Regions from separate parts of the Mus musculus genome. Here region 2 is linked to region 1. The links are chromatin loops, found by intact Hi-C in ENCODE. Cell type or tissue: heart. All regions are shown on one strand.

What was found. Peaks named below come from ENCODE experiments on the same cell type or tissue, not always from the same donor. Only the 100,000 strongest peaks of a DNase experiment are listed, where the experiment ranks them.
Region 2: a loop joins it to region 1, with 2.2 times the contacts of the local background. A loop is called at or near these places in 2 of 42 quality-filtered maps.

What each region holds. Positions count from the first base shown.
Region 1 is chr19:44,066,502-44,074,501 of GRCm38, forward strand. It overlaps Erlin1 (ER lipid raft associated 1), which reads right to left and starts at 3,284. Exons shown (of 12, transcript NM_001164360.1): 1 at 3,190-3,284; 2 at 2,771-2,894; 3 at 1,099-1,180. The coding sequence starts at 2,883. Chuk (conserved helix-loop-helix ubiquitous kinase) reads right to left here. Exons shown (of 21, transcript NM_007700.2): 21 at 6,833-8,000. In heart, no CTCF peak of the experiment used is centred here; a DNase peak (open chromatin) is centred at 3,290; H3K4me3 peaks cover 1,817 bases; H3K27ac peaks cover 1,487 bases.
Region 2 is chr19:43,749,520-43,757,519 of GRCm38, forward strand. Cox15 (cytochrome c oxidase assembly protein 15) reads right to left here and starts at 3,481. Exons shown (of 9, transcript NM_144874.4): 1 at 3,303-3,481; 2 at 1,825-2,015. The coding sequence starts at 3,392. It overlaps Cutc (cutC copper transporter), which reads left to right and starts at 3,504. Exons shown (of 9, transcript NM_001113562.1): 1 at 3,504-3,701; 2 at 6,101-6,172. The coding sequence starts at 3,644. In heart, a CTCF peak has its summit at 3,895 (motif pointing right); a DNase peak (open chromatin) is centred at 3,492; H3K4me3 peaks cover 1,856 bases; H3K27ac peaks cover 1,640 bases.

The sequences.
Region 1 (8,000 bases):
CATCAGCAACCGATGATCAGAAAATGGGTACAAAGTACCAGTCACTGGGCACATCTGTCACACCAAAACATTTAGAAAGAGTAATATAAAATAATTGTTCTAAGGGAAAAGGTTTTATAACCTAAAACATTTCTCTTTTTTCTTTTGTTTAAAAATATATCAATTCATTCTATTACAGTGATACTAAGTGTTAATTGTATTGCTATACATAAGATACGGTTTTAAAAAAGAACCTTCAAAAGTGTGAGTCAAATATGGGAAGCCAATCTGGAAATCATTGTGACTAGAAAAAGAACCCGGGCCTCACCACGTTCACCAGCTTCGCCAGGCCTCACTTTAATAGGCACAATACTTCCGTAAGCCATTGAGAAGGGACAGAAAAGAAACCAAGGAGAACTGGCTATTCACAGTTGCTCTCACTTAGCACAAAACTGAAGGCTAACATGAGAATATGAATAATACCGACTTCTCCTGTTTCCTGAAAACTCTGCAGCAGATTTGAAATAAAACTGAATTCAAACATTTATGATCCCACTGAGGTTACAGAATCAGCGAGAACCCAATCCTGCTCTGCATTCTTGTGATGTCAGAGTTATTTATTAAGTACGGCCTAGGACCATGATACTTTTTGCAAGAACGAGATTTGTATTTCAAACATTCTGAAACACTGTCAAAGTACCACATTCATTCAGGTGCCTCATAAATTTGCATTTAATTTACCAAGCAAAAATGTGAGGCTGAAAAGCTGTGTATTGAAATGTATTCCTCCATGTTAGCAGTAGGCTGGGAGCCTGCCTCTGTAGAAACCAAACAGTTCTAAACCAAGGTATCACTAATTTGTATTCCTAATTGTGTTTTCAATTCTTCTTTTGTTTTGACTTCAGTAACAGAAAACCTGCTAATACCATTAGCCAGAAGGCAGTCTTGGCAAGGCAGTTTGACATCATGACTTGTGCTGTGACAGTTGTACTATGAACTTTCACTTCCCATCTGAGTAAATACCAACGTTTGCTTAAGCAATAAGGAACTCCGTCTCCACCCACCAGTGCGGTAACTCCTGTCACACCTGTCTATCTGGAATCCCTAGGAGTCACTCACCTGCACAGATCTGAATGTTGTAATGAAAGGCAACATGATATGATAGCCTGGTCCACTGGGGCTCGTTAGCAAAGCTCCTCCCCTGCAAAAAGACGTTCCAGTTGACAAAACTGTTCGGATCTCTTTTCAACTTAAAATGCTATAACAAACATTCACTCATATTCATGTTACTAACCTACTACCCTCACAACAGAGTGACTCAACAACTGCTACTTCAAACATCCATCACATTTAAAAGTGTGAAAATGCATCCAAGTCCACTGCCAATATTGCACCCTGTTTCATAAGCTCCACCAACCACACCTCTGCGTCTCTAGCACTGCTCTTGGGTTCAAAAGATCCTCTCTGGTCTTTAGTTTGCCGATAAATACTTATGGAAAAAATTCTAATGACTCTCAATTAATGACACATAACAAGAGACAAATCAAAACAATACATTTAATCGCTAAGTTTAAAAAAGGAAAAAACCAAACTTTCAAGGAAGAAGAAACTTTCTGAGGCTAATGGTTCTTTCAATACATGAGTCCAATCCTAGGGGGATGGTTTCTGTCTAAAGGTAACAAAAACCTAGCATGGAAAGACAGACAGCGAAAGGGTTGAGTTGACAGCTGAGAGAGGGGCTTGTTTATCAAACTCTGTAGTATGTGAACGGTGAAAGCACCCCCTGCAAATTTGGGACAAATACAACACAAAGTCCTACTTTACACAACGAATAGTAAGTTCCCACAACATTCATCCTTGTCCTAAGTCATAACTCAAAAGATGAACCTTTGCAGGTTCATTAGTCATTTTTTTTGGAGTGGTATCTCCGTATGTTCTCTTCGTGGTTTTCCTGTCAGAAGGACAGTGATAAACTGGATGGAAATGTGGTCCAGGCTGGTATTTCTTATGCTAGAACTCCATCTGTTAAGACATACCACCAAAAGTATGTATTTTCTAGGATTCTGGACTGATCTAAAAGTAGAAATACCAGTTTAGGGGGCATGATGGAAATATTCAAAAATCTGCTTGTTTCAGAATAAACCACTATCCCAAGTTGTCCACAAACTGGCTTCTCTTCCCAGCTTATACCACGAGGACCTGGTGGGAAGTTAGACTTGATTTATGCCAAATCAGGTGGATGGCAACTGAGTCCACACTCTTTTTCACCTTGACTTGAAAAAAAAAAAGTGAGAAAAGTGGCCTGCAAATGTGGTTTTTGTCTCTTGGCCTTTAGGGATATATGACATTGCTCTGGTCATGAAGACTTTGGGGGACATAACCAGACAATGGGAGATTTTTTAATGAAGAAGAAAAAACCCAACTTAGTGTTGGGGAGAACTGTCTTTATGTAAGACAGAGATCCGGAAAAAATCCACAGCGGCAAACTAAACACCTGTGCAGTTGTGCGGACTATGAGAAGTCATCTCGGTTGCAGTGACTACTTCCGTGCCCCCTAAGGTGTCTTCAATTCTGTACAGAACGAACTTGGCACTAAACTGCCCCGACAACGGAAAAGTGCCCCGCCAAAGGTTAACTCCCGGCAGCTGGGATGAAACCACTTCCCAGGCAGGGCTGGAAGCAGCTCCCCTGACGCCGCGGAAAAGAGCAACTTCCCAGACTTCGCTGTGACCCATTGGACCCTTCCACTGTGCTTCTAGAACCATCGCGGGCTGCACAGGGCGGCGCTCACCTGTAGTACACGGCCAAGTGTCCCTCTTCGATCTTGTGGATGGAGGCGTACAGGAGGATCGCCACCAACCCCACCACTGCAGCCACCAGAAGCCGGGCTTGAGTCATATTCATCCTTGTTCCTCCTGAGCATGGGGAGAAGAGGAACCTCAGTCCGTTGAGTGACAGGCCAGTCCCCACCCAGGGAAGAGCCCGCGTACGGTCGCGGGCGGCTGAGGCGGGAAGCCCCGCGCTCCGGCCCCGGGCTCTCTCTCTCTCTCTCTCAGCTAAGCGCTCCCCTCGCCAACCCCCTGCGCGGGTGCCCCCGGCTCGGCGTACGTCGTGACACCTCTTCCCCGACTCCCCAAGCGTTAGGTCCCGACTGAGGGCGGCCTTGATCGCAGGCACTCGGAGGACCGCGACCCCCGAGCCTCGCCTCACCGGTCAGTGACGCATCGCCCCCGCCCGCACGTGCAGCCGCCACCCGGCCCCGCCAACTGCTGCCAACAGCCGGCCCCGCCCACCTGCCCGGTACTGCGGCTGCGCGGGGACGCAGGCGACGCAGCCCCCGCCCGCGACTCGCGAGACGGTGCGCGGGCGGGACAAAATTGGCCCCGGGTGCGCGCACAGTGTAGTGATTCTAAGTGCCCAGACGAGGACCAAGTCTCCTGGGGTGGGTCACTCGGACAGACGCTGGTTGAGGCATGCTAGTGCACAGGACCAGCCCCTCAGTGTAGGAGTTGTTCCTGCATCCTTTTGTGGTTCGTCCCTAGTCCAACTGGCAAGCACATTCTCCAGGTACACACCCTGCACTAGGGAAACTACCAGACCAGTCTCAAGGAATCAGGGGTTCGAGTTCAGAAGAGGAAGCTATTCAACCAGAATTAACCATTCAGACTTGGCCTGAATATTTATTTTGTGCCAGAATGCTACACCAGAGTGCTTTCTGAAAGCCACCCAGAAACAGGATCAGAATGATATATGTATGTTGAATGTGGAGGTCGGGATTGTCTTGTAGGCCAAAATGAGTAGTGAACGCTTGAGTTTTCATGACGGCGATAAGGTTGAAAGGAGTTGTATGGCAAGATAGGCTAGAACCAGATTTACAAAGTCTAGGATCCATTTTTCTGCTGATAGAGAAAATGTATGACAAGAAGACAGTGACTTCATTTATGGCTGTTAGGCCTGCATGCATGTCAGTCACTATCTGTGTGCCTGGTGCCCTCAGCAGTCACAAGAGGGCATTGAATCCCGTGGAACCAGAGTTAAAGGCTGTTGTGAACTGCCACATCGGTGCTGGGAATCGACCTTTTTTTTTTTTCACTGTATTTTAACATTCTATACCACGTGGACCTGGTGAGATAGCTCAGTGGGTAGAGGAGTTTGTGAACTCCTGAGGACTTCATTTTCACCCTAGACCTCACACAGAAGTGAAAAGCAGAGAACTGACTCCACAAGTTGTCCTCTGATCTCCACACATAAAGGTCCATGCCCCACACCACACACCAACACACACAATAATTAATAATCATAAAAGGTTTAGGGAATAAACCCACACCATGTGCATGTATTACAAAACAAAAACTAAAAGGAAAGGGTAGAGTTTAGAGATATAGGGACACATGGGAAATAAGGGCATTCTATTTCACTAAGGGCAGAGACAACTAGAAAAGGTTAACAAGGTTGGAAGGATTACCAAACTCCTGTGCAGGAAAATACCAGAAAGCAGTGCTTTTGGGGCATTGTATCTGTAACTGGCTGAGAGTGAAGACAGACAGGAAACTGGGAAACGGATATACAACAGCAAATACAAGGTTATGTATGATGCTAGTAACAAAGAGAATGACAGGCAAGAGAATCAATTCAGGCCTTTGTAAGAGCAAATCTAGCCACACCCCTTCAATACATGCACTAACCTGTATCGTGCATTTGATTTTTATTACCACGGAATGTATGGGACCTTGTTTGTTGCAGACCAATATTACAGTTTAGCTATTTTCATCTCCTCTGGTCCCCTTTGTTGGTATTCTGTCTAAGCTCCACTCTTACAGTTCCTGGCAGCAGCCACATATGCTCCCCCACCACCCCCCAGTTACCTGGCAACAGCCAGGTAGGCGTGGCCCCATAAAAGGGGCTGCTTGGCTCCTCCTCTCACTCTTAAGCTCTTGCCTCTCTTACCTCTTGCCTCCTTGTTTCCCATCCCGTTCCCCTGCCCCCCTCCAGGTGGCCATGGCCTGTCCCTACTTCTCTACTCTCTGCCATTCTCTGCCTCTACTACCCTCTTAACTCCCCTCCCCGTGCCCTAAATAAACTCTATTCTATACTATATTGGTGTGTGTCTGGTCCCTCAGGGGGAGGGGATGCCTTGGCAATGGGCCCGCTGAGGCACCCCCTTCCCCAACATTGTGCCAGAACATATTCTTATAGCTCTTTCTCTTTTTATGATCACAACACCCTTCCCCTGCCAAAAAAAAGCAGGTCGTGGAAGCACATGCCTGAAATCCCAGCCGGGAAGTGGAGGCAGGAAGAGTGAGTTTCAGGCCAGCCTGTCTCAGAAACAAAACAGAAAGAGAAAAAGAAGCTGCAGATAGAGATTAGCAGTAGAGCTCTCACCCAGTACCATGCTGGGCTTGATGGGAGAGTTGGGGGCACAAACTTGGTTTGGTCTAGTATCTGTGCTTTCCGAGTTTATTCTTCGTTCCTCGTAATGTTGCCTATAGAATAAAGTATATACAGTTGATAACTTATGATTTTAATTCTGAAAGTTGCTACTGAACAAAAAATAAGAGTGGTTTACTAATTTTTCAGAAGTAGGTTTGGGGTGATCTTATATTTTCTGCTTCATATCAACCTGTCTAAATCATGTAGATTAGAAGGTCCTAACATCACTTGTGTTCCATCAAAATAAACCTCCAAATCTGGCAAATCCTTGTGCCAATGATTGTGATAGTTAAAAACAAATGCATGATTTCTGGGAAAAAAAAAACTTACACATTAAGACTCCATTATTGAATTGTCAGTTTTAACTTTCGTGAGGCGGTGCACGCACTCCTGAGAGGGAGGCAGAGGACGGAGTGTTAATAAAGTTTGAAGCTAGCCTGGTCTACATAGGGAGTTCTAGGCTGCCCAGTGAGATCCTGTTTTAAAACAACAGAAATAAAACCAGAAGTTCTTCTGACCTTTGCATATAGGTTAATATCTTCTGAGCAAATAGCACCCAATGAATGTTTTTTTTTATTATTATTAAGAGTCTCTAGACTCTAGAGCTAATGAACGGAGAGTTTGCCTATCATTCAGCTGACAGGGATGGAATTACCATCTGTAAAGAAACCTTGACACCTGATGATTTAAAAGACAGAAGATAGCCATGTACATAGATGTACAAGACAGCCATGTATGCTACACACCCGTAGCTAAGACTTGGGAGATTAAAGAGAGATGGCAAGTGTGGACTAGACTTGGTTAATAGTGAGACCTTGTCTAAAAACCAAACCCAAAGATAAAGACAACTCAGCTTCAGGTGCAAGGAGAATGGCAGCATAATAAAATGGGATGGGAGGAGTGTATAATCGGTGTAAATGATGAGTCTTAATGTTTTTAGACACATAGAGTAGTACTAGTACGTCCTAGGTAAAAACATTACAGTAAGGAAGTTCCTTAACTCTTCCCAGTAAGTCTATTTAATTCTAGAAGGAAGTACACGGTTGGGGACATGACTTGATCAGTAAAGTATATGATTTGTAGGTAGGAGGATCTGAGTCTGGTTCCTCAGAATGCATGTAAAATGCCAGGCATGGTGGAAGCCACCTGTAGTGGCAAAGACAAGAAGACCCTGTGACTCACAGTCCACCCAACCTACCTTAATTGATAAGCTCCAGGCCACTGATATACTCTCAAAAAGTAGGGCAATATTCCTGAAGACTATCCCCACAGTTGTCCTCTGGCTTCCACACATGTGCGCACACACAAATAACAAAGGATAAAAAAATCTATCCTGTCACTAGTGCTCCTAACCTATCACATGACCCTTTACATTTTCTCAAACCATATTAGCCTATGGTATTAAAATGAGTAGAGATTCAAAATAATTTTAAAATCATTTAATATGCAAAGTGAAAAACTAGAATATAAAAGCATTTCACATTTTTTCAAACAAAATAACATCTTCTAAGTTATTTAACATAAGGCAGAGAACCGCAGTCTTTTATCTGAAACCCTTAAGTCTAGATGTTTCAGAATGAGAACTGTTCAGATTTTAGAAAGGTAATTCAGTGCATACGCCACACTACATCAACCTTCAAGAGAGCCTGTGGCAGCACATCCCAATAATCAAACACATAAATCAATGAATATTCACACTAAATGGGATAAGCAGATCCAGTGTCAGATCAGAATAGATACCTTGTTTTCAGAACTTGGATTCTGAGACTGTAATTACAGATAAAGGAATGCAGACCCTTTGGAATTTGTATGACAAGACATAAAAGATTGTTTAAACAAGTAACCCATTTTTACAAATGCAAAAACAATACAACCTTCAAATACATTATAAATTAACAGGCATCTTCTCTTTGATATTATTAAATGTACACCTTAAATACATATACATATAGCACACAACACAATTCATTATGGTCAGCTGATATCAAAGGCACAAAAGTCCAACCCCTTACACAGGAAAAGGACTCTATTAAATGTGTGATTAAAGATGGGATTCATCTGACTCCATGTGATGCCATGAAGAACACTTGCTGAGAGCAACACAAGGAGGCTGGGCTTAGTCTTCAGGAAGAGCAATTTTACTTGTCAGCAGTCTCTTCCACAGAAAACCCATAGATAAAACTTTACTTCAAATGAACACTGGGTGAATTTTTCATTCCTGTATACTAATACCATGTTGGGCCTTATGCCGAAAATTTAGGCCTTTAGAAGATTATCTTTTTCATCAGCTAAACTAGTAGTAGTATTTTTCCAATTTTATAAGATAAGCAGGTCACTAATGATCTCCCTCATTAGTTGCGGTGTTAAAAAGAATAATTAATTTCACTAATTTGCTATAAAATTCTATCTGTTCAGAGATCATAATTATTAGAAACAAACAAAACACCAAGCTACTGTGCTTGTAAAGTCACTCGTAGTTTCCGATCACAGCCATCTCCTCACGGACTGGTAAGTGAGGAATGGCTTCAGCAAGTAAAGATGACTTTGGAGTAAATGACAAAACAGCTTCGTAGGCTCCAGGACAGTAAACG
Region 2 (8,000 bases), 320 kb before region 1:
ATCCACACAGGATTTTGAAACAGGAGTTCAATGAACATGAAGATAAACACACACACTTCATTAAAATTAGAAAGTAGGGGCTGAGGGCTAGAGAGATGGCTCAGCGGTTAAGAGCACTGACTGCTCTTCCGAAGGTTCTGAGTTCAAATCCCAGCAACCACATGGTGGCTTACAACCATCCTTAATGACATCTGACTCCCTCTCCTGGTGTGTCTGAAGACAGCAACAGTGTACTTACATATAAAATAAAATAAAAAAAAAAAAAGAGTTTTAAAAAAAAAGTTAAAAAAAAAAAAGTAGGGGCTGGAGAGACAGCTCATCCAATAGAGGGCTTGCCTGGACACCAGCCTCAGAACCTATGTTAAAAAAACAAACAAACCAAACCAAACAAACAAAAAACAGACACAAAAGCGTACACTTGTAATCCCAGTTCTGGGTAGGTAGAGATGAACAGACCCTTGGAACTCAATGGTCTATTGAGCAAGTTCAAGGTCAATGGCAGGCCTTGGTTCTGAGAGGGAGACGGAGACAGACCCAGGAATGAAGTCATCCTCTGACCTCTACATATGTGCAGACAGATATGGATGTGCACACACAAACTAAAAAGTATCTTCACCCAAAGGAATCCAGTTTTTTAAACTAAAGGCCAGTGCAAGAAACATACAAGATAAGCCTGGAAAACCTTATCAGATCAGAAAGCAAAGACACTTCCAAAGACCTTGTCAAAAGATGCTGGAACCTTTTTCAAGAGATTCCCACCAGTTAAGCTGGGAGATTTTAAGCAAACTATCAACACAATCCTCACAGTGTACTAAGATCTATCTAATGCGTTTAAATATATGCACTTCAGTGATCTGTTTGGTTTTATTTTATGTGCTTTAGTGTTTTGCCTGCATGTGTGTCTTCGTTACAGTGCCAGATCCCCTGGAGCTGGAGTTACAGACTGTTATGAGCTGTTGTGTGGCTGCTGGGAATTGAACCCAGGCCCTTTGGAAGAATAGCCAGTGCTCTTAACTGCTGACCCATCTCTCCAGCCCCAGTATATTATGCACTTTAAAATCCAAATCCTGTCCTTGTAACCTTTGGAGGATCTTGGCAACAGACTCATTATTTTGGAAATTAGTGAACAAAGAAAACCAGTATCCTCCTCCTGCCTTTCTCATAAAGACTATCTCCTGGGGTGATGACAACACAAACTACCATTTTGGAATTCTCACGAAATAATGGATTCAGGCAATAGTAATCAAGTCAGCTGAATAATGGATTCAGGCAATAGTAATCAAGTCAGCTGAAGTCCCCAACAGATCCCGGAGTGAATGCTGCATCACCTAGGCAATGTTCTGTCCCCTCATTCCCAATCTGAATCTAATAAACAACTACTCATTTAAAGGACAAAGGATATGTTAACCATCACCAGATAGTCCCTGGTTACTTTGGGTAACCACAGGACAAATGACTTGGTCTTGTACAATAATAACAGAGCTATAATAAATACATAAAAGTAAAAGATGTTAGAGGAAGGGAAAGCCTAAATCCATAAAGTCAGTTTATAGATATTAAGACAACCTAAGAGATACATGAAGCGGCTGTGATTTATGTATGATCTTAACACTGGAGAGGTAAAAATATATAGAAACAACGCCCAGCAACAGTTAAGACTGAAACTGGTCCTGATAATGAAACTCCTACTAATAAAAAGCCAACCTGTTCTAAGGCAGAGCAGGCTACCAGTTTCCCCATCTGTAATGGAGCGAGCTAGAGTAGATGAGGCCCAACGCTCCCTTTTTGGCTGATAACCTGATTCACCAAGAGTAAATGACTCACCTGGTCACTCCTCCCAGAATAACTGCTCCAGCCACTGTCCCACTGCACACCAGAAGCCATCGGCCCACCGCCCGCTCGGCTGCCCTCGAAGGAAGGGACACTGTCCCTTTTCCGGATTGCAGAGCCACTTCAGTGATGGTGCTGTACTGTCCTGGCCTCAGAGGACGCTGGCTGCCACAGCTGCTGCCACACTAAGGAGCAAGACAGAAAATCGTAACTGAAGAATCTGCTACCAACACTTATCCTCAATTTAACTGGAGTAAAGCCCCTGTAAGGCTGCATTTCACAGCTACCGCTCTGGTTAATCACCGACTCTCATCTGCACTACTGAGCCCTTTCTTACTGGGTTCTCAGTCTCTAAATGTGCTATTCCCTCCCACACACTTCCATTTATACTACCCACTGGAGATCGGGGCTGGCATCGTTATGCCCCAGACTTTCCTGGATCTTACAACAGGTTACTGTCACAGCACAAAGTACCTTCCCTACCACAAGCCTTAACACACAGTCATGTATCAGGTGATCTGTCCCTATGCCCCACTAAGCTGGGAGCTCTTCCTCTTGCTCCCTTTGTAGTACTGGGTCCTTACACAGCAAGACCTAATACATATTTGGTACTCGAACTAACAATTGAATGAACTGACTCCTCAAGGGCAGGCACTATGTGGGCATATTTTTTTTTCCAGGAACATAACAAACTCTAGAATTCTCTGGTTTCTCTTCACACCATAAAGATCTTTCACCTTTTACTACTGATTATCAGAGAAGAGAATACATGTCTTCTTTTGAGTCTAACACTAAGAGCAAAAATATGTTGGCCGGGCGGTAGTAGCGCACACCTTTAGTCCCAGCACTCGGGAGGCAGAGGCAGGTGGATTTCTAAGTTCAAGGCCAGCCTGGTCTACAAAGTGAGTTCCAGGACAGCCAGGGCTACACAGAGAAACCCTGTCTCGAAAAACCAAAAAAAAAAAAAAAAAAAAAAAAGTATGTTCAGTTTCCTACTTCTAAGTAACTGGGTATCTTAGACAAGCAACTTAAAGTAAGTCTCAATTTCCTTCACTGTGGAATGGGGCTACATAGGAGTTCCTGACTGCCTGGTGGCTTTTAGCAAAAACCAAATGTGCAAATAAATGCATAAATAAATAAAATAAAAAGAAAAGAAAAATTACTGAGCCTTTATCACGTGCTAAGGGTTTGATGTATATTTAAAATTTTAATCCTTACAAACACCTTGTGTAACAGGTCGTTCTCCCATTCTACAGAAAAGGAAATTGAAACTTAAAAGCTAAGTAAATTGGTCAGTCATACACAGCAGTGGGTAATATTTCCGGATCCGCATTCAGGGAGGTGTCGGGACACAAGGAAATATGTCCTGAAATGAGAAGGCGAGCCGGACTTGCAGGGCGGTCCGTTTACTTTATCCTGGCCTTTTTTATCCCAGCCCGGCTTCCGTGATCCGAGCCAGCAGGAGTGGGTACCTGTGTTCTGGACGCCACCCTAGGGACCAGGAGCCCGACATTGCGGCTCCCCGTCAAGGCCCTCAGGGACGGAAGGAGCAACCGTTGCATGCTGACAGTACAGCGCCACTGCCGGAGCGCCCCAGCGAGCTGCGGTCCGCTTCTCCGCTCCCGAAAGAACAAGCACTTCCGGGTCAGGCGTCGTGCGCGCCCCCTCGCGCTAGGTTGGCCACTGCGCGTGCACGCACGACTCCCTGGGAGGCTGCCGGGCACGGGCGTCGGGGACGCGCCTCCTCCGTCGCTCGCGCGGCCGCGGGGACTCAGTGGAAACCGAAGGCGAGCGAGGGAGGAACGCGGGAAGCATGAAGAAAGGGGCTTCTTGCGAGCGGAAACAGGCGTGGATATCGTCGGGGAAGGCGGGTGCGGAAGGTGGCGGGGCAGGGGGGCGGTCGGCCGGTGGACCCCGGGGTGGGTCCCGGCTTGCCAGGCTTTCCCGCGGTCGAGTTTCTCAGTGCTCCGGAGTCCCGGGCAGTCACGCAGTCCCTCAGCTGCTCCTGGATCCCCGCCAGTCTCGCAAGTGCCCTCAGCGTCCCGCCGCCCCTAGGGCCACAAGAGGGCACCATACCACCTCCCTGTCTCTGTGGTAGATAATAAAAGTGTGGTGACAGCTCTACAACCTAGAGCTGCCACCGAGGGTGGCGAGTGGGATCCGTTCCCACAGCCATTGCGTAACAGATGACTGGTTGCTTCCTGCGGGAGATATGCCTATTAATATGTCAAGACAAATAACTTTTATGAAGGATAAATATCCCTAAACAAAACAGCAAAAGGGGCAATGCTCTGTATTTTGCAAATCTCTTTTAATATCTCACTTGATGGAAGGTAGTTGGATTCTCATACCTGTCTCAGCGTGTTTAAGTGTTCTAAAGCTGCAGTCCGCTCCCAAGAGGCAAATACAGACACAGACTCCCCAAAGCCATCTGGAGTCTCTAACTTTGAGCACTACTGCTTCAAATGTCTTTTTTGATCCCTACTTTTTGCTTTTTGCTCAGGCTCCTGTTGCAACAGTTTGTAGACATTCCCATACTTTTGTATGGAGCTCCTGATACTCCTTCAGCATCTTCAGCCCCACTGGTGGGGCTGTTACCAGATTTGTGGAGTTACTGTATTGTTGTTTACGACCATTGGTTAATGTTTGAATCCTAATCTATGGGACTGATAGTCTTTTATTAAATCAATGACTATTGCAACTTATTAGGAGGTGACAGATTTTTGTTTGTTTCTCCAAGTAATCTTTCATCATAAAAGCAATATCAGGTAGAAGAAGTCAAGCAATATAGAAAGGTAAAAATAATTCCAAATTCATTGCCCAGGAGTAACCACTATTAGAATGTGGTGACTGTTCTCGCAGAGATCAATACATGAAGCATGAATTAAACACTTTAAAAGTGTGTTGGTAATTATTGTGTGGGGGTGGGTACATGTGCCATAGTAAGTGTGTGGAGGTCTGAGGACAGCTTTGTCGAGTTAATTCTCTCCTTCCAACTTTAAATACATTCAGGGAATGAGCTCAGGTTGTCAGACTTGCACAGTAAGTAGCTTTACCCATTGAGCCATTTTCTAGGCTCCAACATTTAAAACTGATAACTAAAAGTGAGTTATATGGGCTGAAGAGATGGCTCAGCGGTTAAGAGCACTGACTGCTCTTCAATTGAACCTGAGTTCAATTCCCAGCAACTACATGGTGGCTCACAACCATCAGTAATGGGATCTGATGCCCTCTTCTAGTGTGGGTCTGAAGACAGCTGCAGTGTATTCATATAAATAAAAATTAAATAAATCTTTTTTAAAAATGAGTTATACATTTAACTTGCAGGAAAACCCCAAAGCTGCTAACACCACACTTTTTATTATCAACATATGAATCTGTAATTCAGATTTTACTGTATATTTGACTTGTTAGCATGGTAGGACCGACCTTTGCTTTCTGAGAGGTGACTATAAAGAATCCTTATAATGACCTTATTAAGGAACTTCACGTCAACTATAACGACCAGATGTTTATCTCATAAATAAGAGGTGAAACTAGGGGTTTAGTGAGAAATATATAAACTCAAGTTATTGGAGTTCAAAAGAAGTAGATAAAAGTTTCTACTTTGGGAGGAAAAAAAAAAAACGTGGAAATGTGACTTGGTATGGTCCTTGGAAAAGTTTAGCATTCGAAGATTAAACTAGAAGGGTTTTGTCAACTGAGATAGTATAATCATTGGCAAAAATGGAGACTGAAGGGAATGAGTCATAAAGAGGAAACCCTGTATCTTAATGGGTTTGAATGCTTAGTATGAGAGCCTTTATGTAAGTTATCTCAGTGTTCAGTACCCTGAGGTAGGAACTGAAGCCCACTCTTGTTTTATAGAAAATGTAAGTAACTTGTCTGGGATCACACAGGGAATAAAGTAGTGGGACCAGGGTTTGAAATCCAATTCTCGTTTTTTATAACGCCTGGCATTGAGAAACACTCTGAGAGTCTGAGCTGGGATACACGGGGATGAGGTCTCTGTGTTAGGGAGATTAGTGTCCCATTTACTGTGTAGTAAAGATGGTTTCAGTTTGGTTTCTTATGTGTGTGTCTGTATATCTATTTCATGGTCTAGAGATGTCAATTTTAATGAATGACATTTTACCACATAGATGGGCCTTAGTGCATCAATTTATTATTCTATTGCACATGTGAATTCAGGCAGCAAAATTATGAAGTATTTATGGGAGATTTGTATTAATTGCTAGTTCCTTCAAGAATGTCTGTTCATATATTTTAGGAGCAGGAAATGGATTTCTTATGGAAGTGTGTGTAGATTCGGTGGAGTCCGCTGTGAATGCAGAAAGAGGAGGTAAGGAAAACTAGATGATACATGATGGCTGGCAACCTTTTGAGAGTCTGAAAATGAATCCTATGAACTGACCTCAAAAGCTTTGCACGTGGGAGGCTACAGCAGAAGTGCCACTATGAGTTCCATGTGAGTTATTGAGACTCCATTAAAAAAATTTAAAAAGCCTTGTCATCTCTCCAATAGCAACAGTCCTTTCAGAAACAACTAACTAGAAAACCTACTGAAGAGCTTGGTGTGGTGGTGCGTGCTTACAGTCCCAGCATGGTCTAATCTGTCTAATCTCCCCATTCCCCAAGCAGGCCACATTTCAAGTCAAGTGTCTATAATCCTGCTAACTCATTAACATGATTATTTTATTGCACTTGACACAAATTTAAAAGTTTGAAAGAGTTTAAAGATCTCTTAGGGGTCTGAGCATAAGAGTTTAGTTTGGCTCCCAGTTTGAAGCACTGAAGGCATGGCAGCAGAGCGTGGTGAGACAGCTGTGTCTGTGTCTTACATTGTGTCTGTAGTCAGGAAACAGAAATGGATGCTGGTGCTCAGTTGGCTTCCTCTCTGTTTTTGGTTTGGAACTCCAGCCTATGAAATAGTGCTACCCACATACAATGTGAATCTTTACTTCTCAGTGAAACTTCTCTGGAAACTCCCTCAAAGATGCACTCAAGAGATGTGTCTACTAGGGGAATCCTAGTCTAGTCAAATATGTGTTTTAATCTATCATAGTTATTTTATTTATTGGTGCTTATAATGTCCTATCTTTGGCTTGTGAGAGCCTTGTTGCTGAGACCTTTTAATACAATCCCAGTAGTCTGAAAGTTCCTTCCCTATCACCATTCCCTTCATCTCAAAATTACCTTGATAGATACTCCAAAGTAACTGGTTTGCTTTTTAAAGCTCTGAGGAATGAGGAATGTTTTGAAACCTTGATGTTACTTTCTACTCTTTTCTCCTAATACTGCCTTTATTCCCTGTCCACAGCAACTCTTTAATATTTTTAAAATTAATTTATTATTATTATTATTATTATTTTGGTTTTTCAAGACAGGGTTTCTCTCTATAGCCCTGGCTGTCCTGGAACTCACTCTGTAGACCAGGCTGGCCTTGAACTCAGAAATCTGCCTGCCTCTGCCTCCCAAGTGCTAGGATTAAAGGCGTGTACCATAACTGCCCGGCTTACTTTTTATTCTTTAATCCCTTTCTACAGTCTAGACTTCATCCCCCTCCCAGTCTCCCCCCCATCCCATCCCTCCTCCCCTCCCCCTCTCCTGTCTCCAAGAGTATGTCCCCACCCCTACCCCACTAGACCTCCCCGCTCCCTGGGGCCTCAAATCTCTTGAGGGTTAGGTACATCTTCTTTCACTGAGGCTAGACCAGGAAGTCCTCTTCTGTATATGTGTTGGGGGCCTCATATCAACTGTTGTATGCTGCCTGGTTGGTGGCTCAGTGTCTGAGAGATCTCTGAGGTCCAGGTCAGTTGAGACTGCTGGTCTTCCCCTGGAGCCACCTCCTCCTCAGCTTCTTCCAGCTTTTCTCCAATTCAACCACAGGGGTCCCCAGCTTCTGTCCATTTGTTGGATGCTAGTATATGCATCTGACTCTTTCAGCTGCTTGTTGGGTCTCTCAAAGGGATACCATGCTAGGCTCCTGCCTATAAACACACCATAGCATCAGTAATAGTGTCAGGCCTTGGATCCTTCCCTTGAGATGGATCCCAATTTGGCCCTGTCGCTGGACCTTCTTTCTCTCATGCTCTTCTCCATTTTTGTCCCTGCAGTTCCTTCAGACAGGAACAATTCTGTGTCAGAGCTTTTGACTGTGGTGGCAACCC